2 separate regions of the Homo sapiens genome follow, and region 1 is linked to region 2. A link is a loop called in an ENCODE intact Hi-C map of the cell type or tissue named here. Cell type or tissue: sigmoid colon. All regions are shown on one strand. Each heading gives the region's core, and the rest is flanking DNA. Links, peaks and the distances in the headings are about the cores only. Region 1 has its middle 210 kb from the start of CCSER2. Region 2 overlaps CCSER2 (coiled-coil serine rich protein 2).

Evidence for each region. Hi-C counts contacts between places; a loop is a spot of excess contacts. Peaks named below come from ENCODE experiments on the same cell type or tissue, not always from the same donor. Only the 100,000 strongest peaks of a DNase experiment are listed, where the experiment ranks them.
Region 1: a loop joins it to region 2, with 12 times the contacts of the local background. A loop is called at or near these places in 21 of 110 quality-filtered maps.

The regions. Positions count from the first base shown.
Region 1 is chr10:84,532,527-84,542,510 of GRCh38, reverse strand. No RefSeq gene overlaps it. Among named protein-coding and RNA genes, the nearest start is that of CCSER2, 210 kb to the right of the region's middle. RefSeq lists enhancers at 4,802-5,506, 6,759-7,258. In sigmoid colon, for the core only: CTCF peaks have their summits at 1,837 and 4,890 (motif pointing right); DNase peaks (open chromatin) are centred at 1,820 and 4,942; H3K4me3 peaks cover 690 bases; H3K27me3 peaks cover 1,536 bases.
Region 2 is chr10:84,347,977-84,357,960 of GRCh38, reverse strand. All of the region lies in intron 1 of CCSER2 (coiled-coil serine rich protein 2), which reads right to left. Among named protein-coding and RNA genes, the nearest start is that of CCSER2, 24 kb to the right of the region's middle. RefSeq lists enhancers at 5,394-5,688, 6,795-6,964. In sigmoid colon, for the core only: a CTCF peak has its summit at 5,534 (motif pointing left); a DNase peak (open chromatin) is centred at 5,520; H3K27ac peaks cover 174 bases.

The DNA.
Region 1 (9,984 bases), core at 1,180-9,179, 180 kb before region 2:
GAGACAAGACAGCTGCTCTAGCCCTACCCAACAGAGAAAAGGAAAGAAAATCACAATCTCTCTATGCGGTGTCAATTGTTCCATAAGTGGAGGCTACAAGATTTGGAGACAATTAATAAGAACACTGTTGTATCAAGTTGGGCCCCTCTATCAAGTCTTTGCGGAATTCCATCCCGGGGTGATGCTGGGTAGCAGCCTGGCCCCTCACCTTGTACTGGTGGTGCAGGGCATTTGCCTGAACTCTGACTGAAGATAGTGTCCTCCCCTGCCTACACACATACACCACACACACACACACACACACACACACACACACACACAAGCATATACACCATACACACCATACAAGCTCTTAGGAAGACAGCTCTGTGGCTTGCACAATTTTCAAAATATCATTGTCTCAATGATATCATTTGTATCATGGAATTGGGCTATGAGTCATTCAGGCCTGACTGAGAAAAGGACATTGGTCAGTCAGCTTTGCTGGACAACCTCCACAAGCTCTCAGTGGCATATGACAATAAGCACTAATTCCCATGCTTGTAAGTGTGGCCCACTGAAGACAACTGGATGCTTGTCAAGGCTGGGCTCAGCAGGTCGGCTCTGCTTCGGGCAGTGGGACTGCAGGGCTCGGCTTCCCACTGCAGGTTGGGCTCAGGCCTGCTCTATGTGTGCTTATTATGGGATCCAGGATGAAAGGGCAGCAGCTACCAGGAGGAAACGCTTCTCATTTAGGTTCAATCAGTGAAGTGCGGGGATGCAAAGCCAATCTCTCAAGCACATTGAAAGCCTCTGCTAACCCTATGACTGCTAATATTCCATTGGCCAAAGTCATCTGCCCAAACCCAAAGTCAAGGACCTGGAAGCATGCTCTGCACAGCCTGAGGCCATGGTGAGGGTGAGTGTGGGATCCTATTCCCCCTATGCCCATCCAGATGTGCAGCCTGCCTGGGGGTGCTGAGTGGTGTTTGGGGACCATGGCCTGTGGGAAGGAGGCCAAGCCCTTCTGCCTGAGCAGGGCAGCAGAGATTCCGCGCTCTGTCGGCCAATGCCCAACTAAAGACAGGAAATTCGAGGTGAGTGACACCCAGAGGTTCGGAGAGGAAATGACACCTGGAAAGCCTGGCCCTTAAGTCCAGCCTTTGCCCTGAGGGGTGGGAGCCCATAGGCCTTCCAGCTGGGTCCCCGCAGGAGAGGCCTGGAGAATGGAGGGGAGAGCACTTCGTTGTCATCTGGATCTGCCTGCAGCCCCGGTCACCTGGCTGAATCTGGGCAGGGCCAGGCCAGGCCCACCTTGGACAGGTGCCCTGCACCGCGTGGACAGGACCGAGGCTCGGGAATCCTTGCTTCCCACGGCAAATTTTCCCTCTGGAAAACGGGAGAGACAGAAACGTGTTGCACGGAAGCACCGGGAACGCGGCGCGCCCACGCTTCTGGCCCTGGCTGGGGGCGCCGTCGGGAGACCCATCCCTCATTCCGAGGGAGCCCCCCAGGACCCCCCCGCACCGCGCCCTCCCTCTCCCCTGCGCTTGAGAAGGACTTGGTGCCTCCAGGTCGCGGGAATCTTCATCACTTCTGCAGCACTGGAGGAGGGCGCCGTTTCCACCCCTCACCATAGGCTGTAGCCGCAGGCCAGGACGCTCAGCTGGCCCCGCTGGGGCGTCCTGGCAGACAAAGTCGTCAAGAGGATTTCCAAGCGCAGCGAAGTTGCCCCTCAGATGATCAGGCAGGGTCGGGGGACCCGGCCCTGGGATCCCGCGGCCCGTTAGCTAGCCTGACTCAGCCCCGGTGAGGCGGATCCGGAGCGGGAGCCGGGCGCACTCGTGTGGCCATGCCTGGGAACGCAGGTCCGGGAAATGGGCCGCCGGGAGCTCAGGACCAGCTGCCAAGACCCCAGGGAAAGAAACATCATCTGGAGGAAGGAGGCGAAGGGAGGGAGGCCCCGGGAGCCCCTTGACAGGCCTCATTCACGCTCTGCATGTTGGAAGGCCCTTGACAGAACTGAATCTTTTATGATGGCCAGAGATGCATCCCCTTTGAAAGGAGGGCTGCCAGGTAGCACAGCCCTGCATCCTGTTCCCCAAGTTTCCCTTTCCCCTGGGGACTCACTGAGCACCTAGTCACCCCACGGCTTTGCTCTCCCTTGGGAGCTCTAGCCTGAGTCCGGTGTGAGGCTCCTCCAAGGCTGCCCTGAAGATTTGGAGGCAGCCTAAGAGACATAGCCCAGGGTAACAGGAAACAAGACAGTAACAGACAACTAAGCCCTGTGGAATCCATTCATTCCACAGGAGGTGGGGCGTGACCACCATGAGCTAGCCACCCTGGAAGGCTCTGAAGCTGTGTCCTTTGCACGCTACAGGAGGCTTTTGAATTCGACCACCAAAATTCAGACTTACCAAAGGGCAAACCCCACAGTGAGTCCTCTGCTCAGCAGGGGGCTTCTGGGTTCCTTCCCTGCTTTAAGCCCAGAAAGAGACCTCACATACTTCTGGCTCCCCAGCCCTATGCACCTCTGACGTGAGAACTCACATTTAATGGGGAGTTACTGTGTGGGAGGCACACACTCCCTTCTGATCATTTGGGTGGGCACTGGTCCTACCCAGTTTCATTCAAGAATTGGAGTGTGACTGATGTGGTTTGGCCATGTCACCACCCAAATTTCATCCTGAATTCTCAGTTATTGTGGGAGAGACCTGGTGGGAGGTAACTGAATCATGGGGGCAGGTCTTTCCCGTGCTGTTCTTGTGATAGTGAATAAGTCTCGTGAGATCTGATGGTTTGAAAAACAGAGTCTCCCTGCACAAGCTCTCTTCTCTTGTCTGCCACCATGTGAGACCTGCCTTTCACCTCCTGCCATGATTGTGAGGCCTCCCCAGCCATGTGGAACTGTAAATCCATTAAATCTCTTTCTTTTGTAAATTGCCCAGTCTCAGGTATCTCTTTATCAGCAGCATGAAAACGGACTCATACAGTGACCTTAGATGTGCTAAGAGTAAACTGGAAATTTTGAAGAAGTTCATCCAGGCAGATTGCCTTCACATTTTGGCCAGCTGCCTGGGAGCTTGATGCCATCTTTTGGATTTAGCCCAAGATTCTCAAACTTGTGATCAGTTATACTCCAAGGAATCCATAAAGGAATTTTGCTTTATTTAGTCATTTCATGGAGCATGGCGCACTGGGATATGTTGACAGTCATTTGATGTGATTGTGAGTTTGTTATTGATATAATTAGTGCAGCCAGAGAAAAGCAGCTAAAACTTCTGGGAAATTGACTCGTAATATTGTAACACATAATATAGGGGAAAAAGCAGAACCACAATAATGATTGGGGACTTGTGGTTCCTGTGCGCTTGAAGATGTGTGTGCTTGGGATTTTGATAATTTACAAAGCTTTATGCCCTCATCTCTCTGCTTTCCAGCCTTTTTAAGATCTGAAAGGAAATTTGCAAATTGGCTTCTGAAAACTATAACTGATACATCAGCAAATCAGAGCTGGCCTTGGTGAGTGAAGTCCAAATGCTGGGGCCCAGACCTGGACCCCAGTGATGGAAGGAGCACTGTATACCTGGAGACCAAAGAATCCTTTTCAAAAGAGACACCCACTTCAGGTGCAGGGGTGGCTCATTCTACTTCTGAGAAACAAACTTGCCTTCCCCCTGCCCCTCCTTTCCCATTGTTGACAACACCCCCACCCCAATCCCTGGCCTGCTGACACAGAGAACGTGTCCCAACTGGCAGAGCAAAGTTGTTTGGAGCCACTGAACACTTTAGCCAAATTCTTCAACTCTAAGCTAGCCTGCATCTAGAAGACAAAGACAACTGTTCTCCCATAATAACACAAAAGGTTCTTAGGGTTTTGGGGCATTACCCGTGGTGACCAGAGTGCCTAGTCCACCTCTCTGGAGCCAGGAAGAGAGAGAAATACTCTCTCTAGAGTATTTCTTCTATCTCTAGACGTGAAAGAAATACAGTGCCAGCCACATACTCAATTTTAAATTTTTTAAAAGTCCCATTTTATAATGTGAAAAGAAATAAGTAAAATTAATAACTTATTTTTTATTAATCCAGCATGAAATAATTTATTTCAAGATGTAATGAGTATAACAATTATTAATGAGATATTTTTCCTTTTTTATATGAAATCTGCTGTGGATTTTATATTTCCAGGGCATCTCAGTTCAGACCAGCTGCAATTTAAGTGCTCAGGAGCCACATGTAACCTGTGACTGCCTTATTGGACAGCGCAGGTCTAGAGTACATCTCTGGAGCTCATGGAACAACAGAGCACTGTCACTGCCACCACCCAAAGTCCAAACCAAGGGGCCAGGCCCTCAGCGCTGCCTTCGAAACATAACTGAACCAAAACTACCACAAATGTGGGTGGTGCCTGGGCCCGAAAGACCTAGTGGATAGCATTTGCTGAAAGCCTTCATGGGTCATTCTCATCCCAGGAATGACTGCTTGGGGAAAGGCTGAGCCAGGGCCCCTATATAAACAAGCATACTTGTTCCATCGGGACCCTTGGTTGGCTTTTCCAGGTAAATGAATGTCCACAGGAGGGCACCTACAACATCTTTAGTGCCATTGTTGTTGAATTAAAAATGAAGTCCAAGGCTGGTCTTGTGATGGATTAATCGACTTTTTATTGTGCAATAAGCAATGGAACACACATTTCCTTCTTAGCCTTGGCTGCCAGGAAACTCAGAGCCAAGTAGGTTCTCAGTTAAAAACTATTGCCTCAGCTATTCCTCCATTATGATATGGTTGTTTTCCTTTCACTTTTATTTTAATACTTTGAGGATTTGACAGGGTTTCCATCTTCTGAAACTTCAAGCAACTGTAAATCATTTTTAGAAATGGGCGGGGTACGTATAAGGAAGGTTTCAGATTTTACCACTAGATGGCAGCATTGTACAATAGACTACCGCCTTCAGCCTCCCGCCGGCCCTCCCCACTATCGCTCCGGCCTATTCCACTCCTTTAATAGCTCTATGACTTGGGCCATTGACTTTTAACACTCTGAGCCTCTCCTCTGTTTTATCATGTGAAAAAGGAAATGCTATTGTGAAAACGAACTGAGATGAAATATAGCTGGAGATGTAGTAGTAGCCTTGTGATTAAGTGCATGGATTCTGATGCAGATGACCTGGTTTCAAATTCTATTTCGCCATTTAATAGCTGTAAGTGCAGGCAAGGTATCTAACTTCAAGCCTTAGTTTCTCCTCTGTAAAATAGTGAGGCTAGTGCCTGCTTCTTAGGAATGTTGCAAGAATTTGAGGGCAGGATATAAAGCGCTTAGAACAATGCCTGGCCACACAGAACATCAAGGGTTAGAAGCTACCATCATTATCATCATCAACACATAAAGCACCCAGCACAGCACATGGAGTCATGCTTCTAGACCCCAGTGTGACACTCTTGTGCCTGTTGGTCTACGAGATGTTGGAAATGAGGCCTCCGCATGGGCTCTTCTTTGTGCCAAGGTGGGAGAACTGACTTCTGGCCCTGCTGCTCTTTGGGGTCAGAAACTGGATGGGGAGGGAGGGATGTGGTAGGTGCACTGGGAAGAAAGATGTCTGGGAGCAGCTTGTGCTGTGGGGAAGGCTTGTGGGAAGTGGGCTGGAGAGGTGAACAAATCTCTTTACGAATGTCATTGTGCAGTGTATTTGGATCCCGTCACCATTTTTGACAAAGCAAGTAAAGAGTTGACACTATTGTGAACTTTTGGCTCCCGGACTGTGTTTTAGTTTTTCCACTGCACCCTCCGTCAACACTAAACAAGAGTGGTCCTTCATTTATAATGGTTGCATTTATAAAGCACTCAACAAACATTAACTATTATTGTTGAGTGTCAGAGAACACTCAATAAACATCATGTATTATTATGCGACCAGGCTTCTGCATTCCACACCCACGTGGGTGTAATAACGCTGGGTTTTCTCCAGCGCAGTCTCCACCTGCAGGACCATAGAAACCCCCAAACTCCCTGTTGTTTCCTTTGAAACTCGCTGTATTTTCTGTTTCCAAGAACAAAAATGATTTTGTTGAATTTAATTTTCAAGTTTATATTACAGCAAAAGAAACTCAGATTTGGAAAACAAAATTAAAATTATAGTATTGAATATTCTTTCTTTAAACTCCACCCCCTCAGATATTCTAAATAACCCTCTGAAGGCAGCTTAACCTTCCCTGAAGCTCCTTGGTTCCATGAGAAGTGATTCCCCCTCAACCTCCCTCTCTAAATCTCTTCCTGTGTTAAAAAATCAATATTAGACATGAGGCCTTGCCTCAGTTTGGGGAGCATATATCTAAACACCACAGGCCCTACAGTCTGGCATACTCAGCTTCCCAAACCCTCTGTGCTATATTCCTAAGATTCCCACTGCTTCACTCACTGATAAGGAATAATGTAAGACTAACTTTATTAAAACAATTTGGGGTCACCATGTGGCGCCCAGACAGTCATCTCTTGCTACACAGTGTGTTTGGAGGAATAAGGTAGGAATCAGATGCAAAATCTTCAGTGGGGCTCTCAGAACTAGGGATCCCAAATTAGAGGGTCCAGAGACCTGGGGCCATGCCCCATGGCCACATGGGCCTGTGATGGACATCTGACAGTGAGCACAGGCTTTGCCTTCCCACCCCCACAAAGTTGGAAGGCAGCTGTGGCTCATTGCTGCTATCCTCCTGGGCCACCAAAGGTCACAGCATAGGTCTATGGCCACGGGGAGTCAATCTCTCTTGGGGGTTCCAGCTTCAGCAGCATCAGCCTTGAGAGAAAAGGGGGCTGTGCAATCAGGCAAGTACAAGGTGGGGAACAAAGGCATCCACACTGGGAAAGGAAAAGTAATACTGTCTACTGTAGATGACAAGCTCCTGTGTGCAGAAGATCCCAAGGAACCCATAAAAGCACTATCAGAACTAATACAAAGATCTATTAGTCTGCTTTAATCCTGCTGATAGAGATATACCAAAGACTGGGTAATTTATAAAGGAAAAGAAGTTTAATGGACTCACAGTTTCATGTGGCTGGGGTGGCCTCACAATCATGGTGGAAGATGAAAGGCATTTCTTTTTTTTTTTTTTTTCTTTTTTTTTTGAGACGGAGTCTCGCTCTGTCGCCCAGGCTGGAGTGCAGTGCCGCGATCTCGGCTCACTGCAAGCTCCGCCTCCCGGGTTCACGCCATTCTCCTGCCTCAGCCTCCTGAGCAGCTGGGACTACAGGCGCCCGCCACCACACCTGGCTGATTTTTTATATTTTTTAGTAGAGACGGGGTTTCACCATGTTAGCCAGGATGGTCTCGATTTCCTGACTTAGTGATCCACCCGCCTCAGCCTCCCAAAGTGCTGGGATTATAGGCGTGAGCCACCACGCTCGGCCGAAAGGCATTTCTTATGTGGAGGCAGGCAAGAGAGAGAATGAGCAGGGGAACTCCCTTTTTTAAAACCGTCAGATCTCGTGAGACTTATTCACTACAAAAACAGCAGCACAGGAAATACCCACCCCCATGATTCAATTACCTCCCACTGGGTCCTTCCCATAACATGTGGTAATTACGGGAGCTACAATTCAAACTGAGATTTGGGTGAGGATACAGCCTAACCATATTATTCCACCCCTAACCTCTCCCAAATCTCATGTCCTCACATTTCAAAACATATCATGCCTTCCCAACAGTCCCCCAAAGTCTTCTTTCAGCAAAGTCTCATTTGAGACAAGGCAAGTCCCTTCCACCTTATAAGCCTGTAAAATCAAAAGCAAGTTAGATACTTCCTAGATACAATGGGGTTACAGGCACTGGGCAAATAAACCCACTCCAAATGGGAGAAATTGGCCAAAACAAAGGGGCCACAGGTCCCATGCAAGTCCAAAACCCAGTAGGGAAGTCATTAAATCTTAAAGTTCCAAAATGATCTCCTTTGACTCCGTGTCTCACATTCAGGTCATGCTGACAGAAGAGGTGGGCTCCCATGGCCTTGGGCAGCTCCGCCCCTGAGGCTTTGCTGGATACAGCACCTCTCCTGGCTGCTTTCACAGGCTGGCATTGAGTGTCTGAGGCTTTACCAGTTGCATGGTGCAAGTTGTTGGTGAATCTACCATTCTGGGGTCTGGAGGAGGGTGGCCCTCTTCTTACAGCTCCACTAGGTGGTGCCCCAGTAGGGACTCTGTGTGAGAGCTCGACCCCATATTTCCCTTCTGCACTGCCCTCACAGAGGTTCTCCATGAGGGCCCCACCCCTGCAGCAAACTTTTGCCTGGAGATCCAGGTGTTTCCATACATCCTCTGAAATCTACACAGAAGTTCACAAACCTCAATTCTTGACTTCTGTGCACCTGCAGGCTCAACACCACGTGGAAGCTGCCAAGGCTTGGGGCTTGCACCATTTGGAGTCACAGCCCGAGCTGTACCTTGGCACCTTTTAGCCACAGCTGGAGCAACTGGGACACAGGGCAGCAAGTCCCTGAGTTGTACACAGCATAAGGCCCTGGACCCGGCCCAGGAAACCCTCCTACGTCTCTGGCCTGTGATTGGAGGGGTTGCCTTGAAGTTCTCTGACATGCCTTGGAGACATTTTCCCCATTTGCTTGGTGATTAACATTGGACTCCTTGTTACTTACCCAATTTCTGCTGCCGGCTTGAATTTCTCCCCAGAAAATCGGTTTTTCTTTTCTATCACATCATCAGGCTGCAAATTTTCCAAATGTTTGTGCTCTGCTTCCTCTTGAACACTTTCCTGCTTCAAAATTTCTTCCACCATGTTTGGGCGTGGTGGCTCATGCCTGTAATCCCAGCACTTTGGGAGCCTGAGGCAGGCGGATCACCTGAGGTTGGAAGTTCGAGACCAGCCTGACCAACATGGAGACACCCCATCTCTACTAAAAATACAAAATTAGCCAGGCGTGGTGATGCATGCCTATAATCCCAGCTACTCGGGAGGCTGAGGCAGGAGAATCGCTTGTACCCGAGAGGCGGAGTTTGTGGTGAGCCGAGATTGCACCATTGCACTCCAGCCTGAGTAACAGGAGTGAAACTCCGTCTCAAAAAAAAAAGAAAGAAATTTCTTCCACCAGATACCCTAAATCATCTCTCTCAAATTCAAAGTTCCACATATCTCTAGGGCAGGGGCAAAATGCTGCCAATCTCTTTGCATAGCAAGAGTGGCCTTTACTCCACTTCCCAACAAGTTCCTCATCTCCATCTGAGACCACCTCAGCCTGGACCTTATTGTCCATATCACCGTAAGCAATTTGGTCAAAGCCATTCAACAAGTCTCTAGGAAGTTCCAAACTTCCCCACATCTTCCTGTCTTCTGAGCCCTCCAAGTCTCTAGGAAGTTCCAAACTTCCCCACATTTTCCTGCCTTCTTCTGAGCCCTCCAAACTGTTCCAAGTTCTGCCTGTTACTCAGTTCCAAAGTTGCTTGCACATTTTCAGATATCTTTACGGCAGCATCCCACTCTCAGTACCAATTTACTGTATTAATCTGTTTTCATGCTGCTGATCAAGACATACCCAAAACTCGGTAATTTATATTAATGGACTCACAGTTCCACATACCTGAGGAAGCCTCACAATCGTGGCAGAAGGTGAAAGGCACATCTTACACAGTGGCAGACAAGAGAGAGAATGATCAGGGAAACTCCCCTTTATAAAACCATAGATCACGTGAGACTTATTCACTACCATGAAAACAGCACAGGAAAGACCTGCTCCCACGATTCAATTATCTCCCACTGGGTCCCTCCCAGAACACATGGGAATTATGGGAGCTAACATTCAAGATGAGATTTGGGTGGGGACACAGCCAAACCATATCGTAAGCACAGTAAGTCTCAGGATACAGGATCAGTATACAAAAATCAATTGCACTTCTATGTATAAACAATGAACAATCTGAAAAAGATATTAAGGATACAATTCCTTGCACAACAGCAACAAAAAATAAAATACTTAGGAATAAATTTAACAAAAGAAGTATAAGAT
Region 2 (9,984 bases), core at 926-8,925:
TCTTCTTCAACAGAACTACTATATGCTTTCCATAACACCATTATGTCACCCATAGAAGCATTATTTGTCTACTAAGTATTTACTGAACATCCATTATGTGCCAGCAACTGCACAAGTTATTGTGGATACAGTTGTCACAGACAGATATGAACCTTGCACTCCTAGAGCTAATGGCCCAGCAAAGACTAGACATTTAAAAACACAAAAATATGGCCGAGCGCGGTGGCTCACGCCTGTAATCCCAACACTTTGGGAGTCTGAGGCGGGCGAATCACGAGGTCAGGAGATCAAGACCATCCTGGCTAACACGGTGAAACCCCGTCTCTACTAAAAACACAAAAAAATTAGCCGGGCGAGGTGGCAGGCACCTGTAGTCCCAGCTACTCGGGAGGCTGAGGCTGGAGAATGGCGTGAGCCCGGGAGGCAGAGCTTGCAGTGAGCCGAGATCACACCACTTCATTCCAGCCAGGGTGACAGAGAGAGACTCCGTCTCAAAAAAAAAAAAAAAACACAAAAATATAATAAATGTCATAAAAAAGAAATATGAGGCCATACACTGGGAAGCAAGTCCAATGGAGGGAAAAGGGAGCTAGGGAATTTTCAAGGTTTCTATGGACGGTGTAGTTAGTCATCAGCCCCAATTATTCGACTAATTGTAAAGGTTTATGCCTGACTTGTTGGGAGTTCTGGGGTTAACAGACATGTGTTTACACATATAGTCTTGTGTCTGAAATGCACTACCCCTCACCCTTCACACATTCTTCATGGTATCAAACCGTCTTTGCAGAAGCCAAACCCACCAGCCTCAGATGTGGGCTCTCATTTCTTGTCAACACACCAAGTAATGCCCCTCAGACACTCAAAGTTTATTTTCCCTCCACTGGAGGCCAAGTTCTTTGAGAACACAGACTGACTTTCAATCATCTGCTGCCTCAGTCAAGCCCTAAGACATAGGCTGGCACCTAACTGGTTTTTTACAAATGTAGGTTAAAAGCAAGAATAAACAGCATATTCCTTAACAGTGTCTTGCTAGGTATTTTACTAATTTTTACCTCAAATTTACATTATCAGCACATCTATATGTATATACACACACACACATAATGTATAACAGCTTATCACACAATTGGCAGTATATTTCAATTAATATCTGAGGTCCTATAGAACTGGTTTATAAGCTCCTATTCATAGGTTCCTGTTTACGTAAGTAAAACAGGTACTAATGCATGATATTGATTTTTTTCCACCTCTCCACAAACTATATTGGGTTACTAACCCTAATGAAGAAACCGATCTCTTCCCTGATAGCTTCCTTCTTAATAATGTATTCTAATTTAGAATCTCAATCTCTACGCATATCCACGACACCTACTTCTTTCATTTTTTTGAAGAAGGAACTTAAAACTTTTGGCATAAAACATTTTTTTAAAAAAATACTAAATTACAAAAGAAATAGAGTATAGCGCAGTTTTAGTCTCAGTATGACTGTGCTCTTCAAATACTGGCTCCCTGTATGATTTAGTTACAAAATGTTTTAGATAATTGCTCACACAACTCTTAATAGCAACTAGGACACCCATACCTTAACATTTTTTAAAAGTAAAAATCCTTAAAATAGTTAACAGCATTTAACCAATCCCGAGTACCGACACTGAGAATCTGCTTGATTTGCCAAATACCAAAGTGACTAAAGTTAGGTGCAATGTTTGCCTCTATGAATTAATTATAATAACCATCAAATATCTCATTGTGCTTAGGACTAACAGAACTCAACTTCTTCCTTTGTAGAGAGGCCACACTTAATCCACTGCAAACCTCCACCTCAGATTAATACAACACCTTTTTTTTTTTTTTTTTTTGAGACAGTTTCACTCTTGTCACCCAGGCTGGAGTGCAATGGCATGATCTTGGCTCACTGCAACCTCTACCTCCCAGGTTCAAGTGATTCTCCTGCCTCAGCCTCCCAAGTAACTGTGATTACAGGCGCCCGCCACTACATCCAGCTAATTTTTGTATTTTTAGTAGAGACAGGGTTTCACCATGTTGGCCACGCTGGTCTCAAACTCCTGACCTCAGGTGATCCACCCACCTCAGCCTCCAAAAGTGCTGGGATTACAGGCGTGAGCCACAGTGCCCAGCCACAACACTTTTTTATAAAGTAACTATAAGACAAGATCCTGAAAAATAAAGAAGGTACATACAGTACTTGCCATAAGCAGCTTATGATCTGGTAAAGGAAGAAATGCTTTCATTACACCAATGACTTAAAATACATTCATTTAGTTATTAAACATTTATTGAAAGCCTATTATGAATCAGGCTCTAAGATAGAGGTTGTGGATAAAATAAGACCTTCCAATATAAGGGAAAAGACATGTAGACAAGAGAAGGGGAATGAAGTACTATAACTGCTAGAGCAGAGTATATGGGGTAGCACATGGGGGAACAAAAAAGAAAGTGCTTAACTGGGAGAGAGGGATAACATAAATGGCTTCGTAGAGGAGGCAATGCTTGAGCTGAGTTTCAAAAGATAAATGGTAAATAGAAATAAAGACACTGAATGTGAAAAAACAATACAGCCTAAGAGCATAAACAAAAACATAGAATCAGCATGACACATTCAGAAAACTGTTGTTGGCTGAACAATGGTAGTGAACAGGGTTTCAGAAATGCATAAGAAGAAAGGAAGAATAGTGGAAAAATACAGCCTACAGAGTGGCTTATGTGCCATACTAAGAAGTCTGGACTTTACTATGGGCAATTAGGAAACTAAAGGGTTTTAAACCATTAAAAAAAAAGATCTGACCTGAATTTTGAAAAGTCACTTTGATTTAAGTACGCAGGAGATGGGTTAAGAAGGGGAGATGGGTTAAGAGGTTAGTTACAACATGAGAAAGACAACAAAGATTGTAGCAAAAAGGTACAAAAGATATCAGCAATATTAAATCTAAAGAATTTTTGTCACAATAATGGGCACAAAATGAGAACATAATATTTAGCAAATAAATGGATGAGTGATTGATTAGATGTGGGAGATAAGAGGAAAGAGCTCAAAATTCTGGGCTTGTCTGACTGGACATGATGTTTTTCCCCAGGCATAATGTTTGCCTTTGATTGAGGGCAAACATTATGTCTGGGGAAAAACATCACAAACTTAGCACATCAAGCTAACTTTGAGGTGCATATCTAGAGAGCATACGCGAGGGTGTTTACCGGTCAAAGGAGTCTGAAATGCAAGGGCAAAATCTGAAAGGAAGATGATGATTTGGGAATTATCAGTACAGGAACGATGGTCAAATTTCCCACCAAAAACAAGTGAGGTCACCTGGAGAAGATGTACAACAAGGAGAGAAAGGCACAGTCCTGGTATCACCAACACTTAAAAAATGGATGAGGGGGAAGCGGGGCGGGGGGCGGGGGGTGGCACAGAGAACGTATGATCCAAGAGTAAAGAAGAGAAATAAAAAAGTAATTTGCAAGAAACTTTGAAGATAACAAGCAGTAGTGTCAAATTCCACATATAAGTAAACTAAGAACCAAAAAGAATAATTGGGCTTAGTAGTTTACAAATTTGGTCACCTTTGCCAAAGCAGTTTCAGGAGACAAGATGAGGACAGAAACCTGACTACAGCAGGTTCAAGAATAAAGAGATAAACAGTCAGGAAACATACTCTATTCTTTCAAACAAACCCTATTTAAAAAAAAAAAAAGTAACTTGAGACAACATAGACGTAATCTTGTTTTTTTGTTTTTTGTTTGAGATAGAGTCTCCCTCTGTCACCCACCCAGGCAGGAGTGAAGTAGTGCAAACACAGCTCACCGCAGCCTCGACCTCCTGGGCTCAAGCAACCCTCCCGCCTCAGCCTCCCCAGTAGCTGGGACTACAGGTGTGTGCAACCACACCTGGCTAATTTTTGTATTTTTTGTAAAGAATGGGTTTCCGCCACATTGTCCAGGCTGGTCTTGAACTCCAGAGCTCAAGTAATCCACCCGCCTCAGCCTCCCAAAATGCTGGGATTACAGGCATGAGCCACCATGCCTGGCCTGGGTTTTTTTGTTTTTTTGTTTTTTTGTTTTTATTTTGTACCCTCTTTTCTGCAGGAAAAGAGCTCAAAGAGGAGGTTAAAAATAAAGAAAATAGTGGGGACAATATTTGGAACAAGATCCCACCATGAGATCAACATGGGCTTCCAGTCCCATTAGGAGACTGAAAATGCTAAAGGGGAAAAGAAGGCAGAAGTTCTGATTTACAGCTAAGTCCAGAAGAAAGTGGCAGCTTGATGGGAATGGTAAACATTGTGCCTGTGGTAGCCATGCTAATTGCAGGCCCCATTCACCCACCTAAGTCAGGATTGGCTAAACCTGAAGGGTGTGGAAATCACACCTGCAGCTGAATGGGGCTGCAGGAAGTAGGGACTCGGTCTTACTAAACGTTATGAGCAAACTCAACCAACAAAAGCATACAGAACTTGAGCAATACAAGTAATTTCAAAAACATAAGCATAATGAAAATATCTACAACATATACTCAATAGCCTAATTAAAGACTCGTTTTTTTAATACTCAGCATCTAGCACAGAGCCTGGCATATAACAGATGTTAGTATATACAAATGAATAATGTCCTGGGGCTGGCTCGGGCTGCTATCTCAAGAGACAGGAACACCCATGGAAGACAGGCTATACAGGATCTCCATGACCGAGGCAAGAAACTGTCCTTCCTATGCAACCAGAGGGTGGAAAGGCTTAACCGTCCCTGCTGAAAACAAAAGAGGAGAACATGACTGTCAGGGCCCTTAACGATAACTAATTTTTACCAAGTAGGTATATGTGTAGCACTGTGCTATTCACTTATAAGAATTGTATCTTAGGCTGGGCGCGGTGGCTCACGCCCGTAATCCCAGCACTTTGGGAGGCCAAGGCAGGTGGATCACCTGAGGTCAGGAGTTCGAGACCAGCCTGGCCAACATGGTAAAACCCTATCTGTACTAAAAACACAAAAATTAGCCAGGTCTGGGGGGCACATGCCTGTAATCCCAGCTACTTGGGAGGCTGAGGCATAAGAGTCAATTGAACCTAAAAGGCGGAGGTTGCAGTGAGCCAAGATTGTACCACTGCAATCCAGCCTGGGTGACAAGAGACTCTGTCTCCAAAAAAAAAAAGAATTATCGCATCTTAACCTTAACCTCCTACCTTAACAACTACTAGATAGGTATATTTATTCCCATTTCACAGATGAAGAAATAGCTTTAGGAAAGTTAAGTAATTTGTCCAAGTTCACATAGAGAGTCAGGAATCAGGACCACTGAACCTGTCAGTGGCACTTAATATGGTAAGAGGAGGTGGTGGCGGCGGCAGTGGTGGTGGTGGTGATAGGTACTCTTTGAAATATAAAGATACTACCAACAAACTTTTATATATACAGAAACCTTGCCCACTCACCGAGAAGACTGCTCCCCACCCCCGTCATTCTTCCTACTCCCCAAGAGCTTCTCCAATAACTAGCAGGCCTGAGGAGACACTGCCACCTAATGGCCAGTGCCATGAACTATGTCTTGTGGCCCTGTTCCCACACCTCACCTTGGCTCCTCTACCTTCAAGATTGAGCCTCAGAAGGATTGTATGGACACAAATCACCTATTTTGTTTTTGTTTTTTTTGAGACAGAGTCTTCCTCTGTCGCCAGGCTGGAGTGCAGTGACGCAATCTTGGCTCACTGCAACCTCCGCCTCCTGAGTTCAAGCAATTCTCCTGCCTCAGCCTCCCGAGTACCTGGGACTATAGGCGTGTGCCACCACACCCAGCTAATTTTTTTTTTATATTTTTAGTAGAGACAGGGTTTCACCATGTTGGCCAGGATGGTCTCGATCTCCTGACCTCGTGATCCGCCTGCCTCGGCCTCCCAAAGTGCTGGGATTACAGGCGTGAGCCACCGCGGCCAGCCTACAAGTCACCATTTTGCCTATCTTGCTCTCATGAGTGATCCATCCCACACAATCTCTTATTCTGGCACTATCCATAGAACACTGTACCAAAAGAAATGTTCTCCACCTGCCCTTACCCAATACATATATCTGCCCTGTCAATACAGCAGCCACTAGCCAAATGTGGCTATTATTATAATGTGGTAAGGCCACAAAATAAGCATTCTTTAACTACATTAAAAGAAATACAGTCTTAATGCAGACTACTGAAATCTCACTTAATTCTAGTTGGAATGACTTTTCCAAGCATTATATTTTCTCCTTTCTTATTAAACTAATTATAAAATACTCTATATTTTAAAACTTCTGGGCCAGGCATGGTGGCTCATGCCTACAGTCCAAGCTATTCGGAAGGCTGCAGTGGGAGGATCACTTAAGCCCAGGAGTTCCAGTCTAGCCTGGGTAACACAGTGAGACCCAGTCTCTTAAATAAATAAATAAAGCCAGACATGGTGGCACACCCATAATCCCAGCATTTTGGGATTTTGGGAGGCCAAGGTGAGTGGCTCACTTGAGGCAAGGAGTTCTAGACCAGCCTGGCCAACAGGACGAAACCTCATCTCTACTAAAAATACAAAAATCAGCCAGACATGGTGGCAGATGCCTGTAATCCCAGCTACTCTGGACACTGAGGCACAAGAATCGCTTGAACCTGGGAGGTAGTGATCTGAGATCACACCACTGCACTCCAGCCAGGGTGACAGAGGAAGACTCTGTCTCAAAGGAAAAAAAAAACAAAAAACAAAAAAACTTCTCCCTATAATTCCACCACCCTAACACAACTATACAACTATTCTCATTACTTCATGTACCCTTCTAAATTTCATCTACACACACAGAGTCAGCTATATGAACTATCTAGGTACAATTTAATGTTCTACTTTTAAAATATCATTGTTTTATAAATATATCCCACAGTTCTACAGTTATATTTGTTATTTTAAGGGCTACAATATATTACATTGAATTAATGTGCTATAAATCATTTAATCACAGATGACTGGACCAAAGATTATAAATATCTTTATCCTTCATTAACCACTTTTAGAGCTACCCTGGCAAAAGGGATACAAAGGAGGTAAGGGTAAAGAAACATGTCACATGATGAAAAGCTGAAGCGCTTATAAATGGTTTAGCCTAACAAAGCCAAGAGCACACATAACGGTTGCTGTCAAATAGTTTAAGATACTATATGTAGGGTCAAAATAGTTTAAGTTGTGACAAACGGGCAGAACTAGGATCAATGAATAGAAATAAGAAAAGGGCAGTTTTCAGCCCAAAAACTAAAACTTTTCAAACTATCAAAATTATTCAACAAAGTAAACTACATAAAACACTAAGCTGTCCATCTGTGAAAGCATTAAAAAATAAGCTAGATAAGCACTTGACAGAGATAGTGCAGACTCTTAAATTGGTGGGAGGTAAGATTAGATAACCTCTCAGGTTTCCTTTCACTCAAATATTCAAATATTTATTAATCACCTAGCTAGTATAATCCTAGCAATGTGCTAGGTATACAAAAATGCACAGAACAGACCTGGTCCCTATGCATTTTGCACTTACAACCTAGTGTAGGAAATAGAGAAAAAGAAAAAAAAACAATTAAATAATTACAAATCATAAGTGCTATAAAGGAAAACGAAATGCTTTAGGAAAAATAACAAACTGGGCATCAAGTAAGGCCTCTCAGAGGGAGAATATTTTAAAGTTGTGGACTAAAGAAGAGTTAAGCTATGCAGAGAGTGCTCTGGCGCAGTGGAAAGCCACTTAATGTATAAACGAGCGTGATGCGATCTGATGTACTTTTTGTTATTATTATTACTTTTTGGAGACGGAATCTCGCTGTCACCCAGGCTGGAGTGCAGTGGCATGATATCGGCTCACTGCAACCTCCACTTCCCAGGTTCAAGCAATTCTCCTGCCTCAGCCTCCCAAGTAGCTGGGATTACAGGTGCCACCACCATGCCTGGCTAATTTTTGTATTTTGAATAGAGATGGGGTTTCACCATGTTAGCCAGGCTGGTCTTGAACTCCTGACCTCAGGTGATCCGCCTGCCTGGGCCTCACAAAGTGCTGGGATTACAGGCGTGAGCCACTGCACCTGGCCGATCTGATTTACATTTCTAAAAGATCATTCTGGCTGTTATGTGGAGAATGAATAGGAAAGAAGAAAATGTAGAAGCAGGAAAAAATCAGGTAGGAAAGTCGGTAGGAGTCCAGATGAGAAATAATGATAGACTAGGCTGGTTGAAGTAGATGGATAGAAAGGTACAAACAAGTTTCTTTCTTTCTTTTTGAAACAAGGTCTCTCTCTGTCGTCCCACTCTGGAGTACAGTGGGGTGATCATAGTTCGCTGCAGCCTCGACTTCCTGGGCTCAAGCAGTCCTCTCATCTCAGCCTCCCTAGTAGCTGGGACTACAGGCACATGCCACCACACCCAGCTAACTTTTTAATTTTTGTAGACGGGGGTGGGCGGGGGAGTGTGGTCTCAGTATGTTGCCCAGGCTGGTCTCGAACTCCGGAGCTCAAGTGACCCTCCTGCCTCCCCAAGTGCTGGGATTATAGGCGTGAACCACTGCACCCAGCCAATAGATGGGTTTCAAGATATATAGGGGAGAGAGAAACTACAGGACTCAGTGATGGGTTAAACTCAAAGGATAAAGTTAAAAGAGAAACCAAATAAGCTTCAGGTTTCTGGCTTGAACAATTAATGGGATTGTGCTGTCATTTTCTGCGACAGGAAGGTTTGTGGGAGGCATGGATGTGGATCAAAACAGGAATCCAACTTTAAGTCACCATGATTGTGTTTAGGCCCTTAATAGAAAGTTTCTACTAAAAATTACTCATGACTCATTCTTTGCTCTTTAAAAAGCAGTCTGTGGAAGGAGAAATACTATAAAGGTGACTGGGCCAATTGAAAAAAAAATTGGAATACAAATGGTAGATTAAACTATTGCGTCAATGTTAAATTTAGTGAAGTCCATACTGTACAATTTTTTTTTAAATCCCTATGACTGGGAAATACATGTTGAAGTATTTAGGAGATAAAGGGCCATAATATGCATATAAACATATATATACCTATTCATATATACATATATATGAAAGAGAGCAAATGGTAAGAAAATGGCAAAAAACATTAACAAGTAAATCTGGATAAAGAGTATTTAGATATTTTTTGTACTAATCTTGGTCTTGCAACATTTCTCTGAGTATAAAATTATTACCAAAAAAACCCAAAACTTTTTTTAAGACAGTCCCAGATTTCTCTTATTCATGCCAAATAATTCAAATTCCTTTAAACTCACCTCATATGTATCTCCCTCCTCAACCTACTCCATCATGTCTCATCCATTACACAGAGTAGTGGCCCCATCAGGGAGACAAGGAACATACACAACATACTCTATATAAATAAATGGCATAAGAAGTGAGGATTCTCCCTCGCCCTCGCCCTCGCCCTTGCCCTCTCCCTCTTCCTCTCCCCACGGTCTCCCTCTCCCTCTCTTTCCATGGTCTCCCTCTCCCTCTCTTTCCACGGTCTCCCTCTGATGCCGAGCCGAAGCTGGACTGTGCTGCCACCATCTCTGCTCACTGCAACCTCCCTGCCTGATTCTCCTGCCTCAGCCTGCCGAGTGCCTGCGATTGCAGGCGCGTGCCGCCACGCCTGACTGGTTTTCGTATTTTTTGGTGGAGACGGGGTTTCGCTGTGTTGGCCGGGCGGGTCTCCAGCTCCTAACCGCGAGTGATCCGCCAGCCTCGGCCTCCCGAGGTGCTGGGATTGCAGACGGAGTCTCCTTCACTCAATGCTCAATGTTGCCCAGGCTGGAGTGCAGTGGCGTGATCTCGGCTCTCTACAACCTCCACCTCCCAGCCGCCTGCCTTGGCCTCCCAAAGTGCCGAGATTGCAGCCTCTGCCCGGCCGCCACCCCATCTGGGAAGTGACGAGCGTCTCTGCCTGGCCGCCCATCGTTTGGGATACAAGGAGCCCCTCTGCCCGG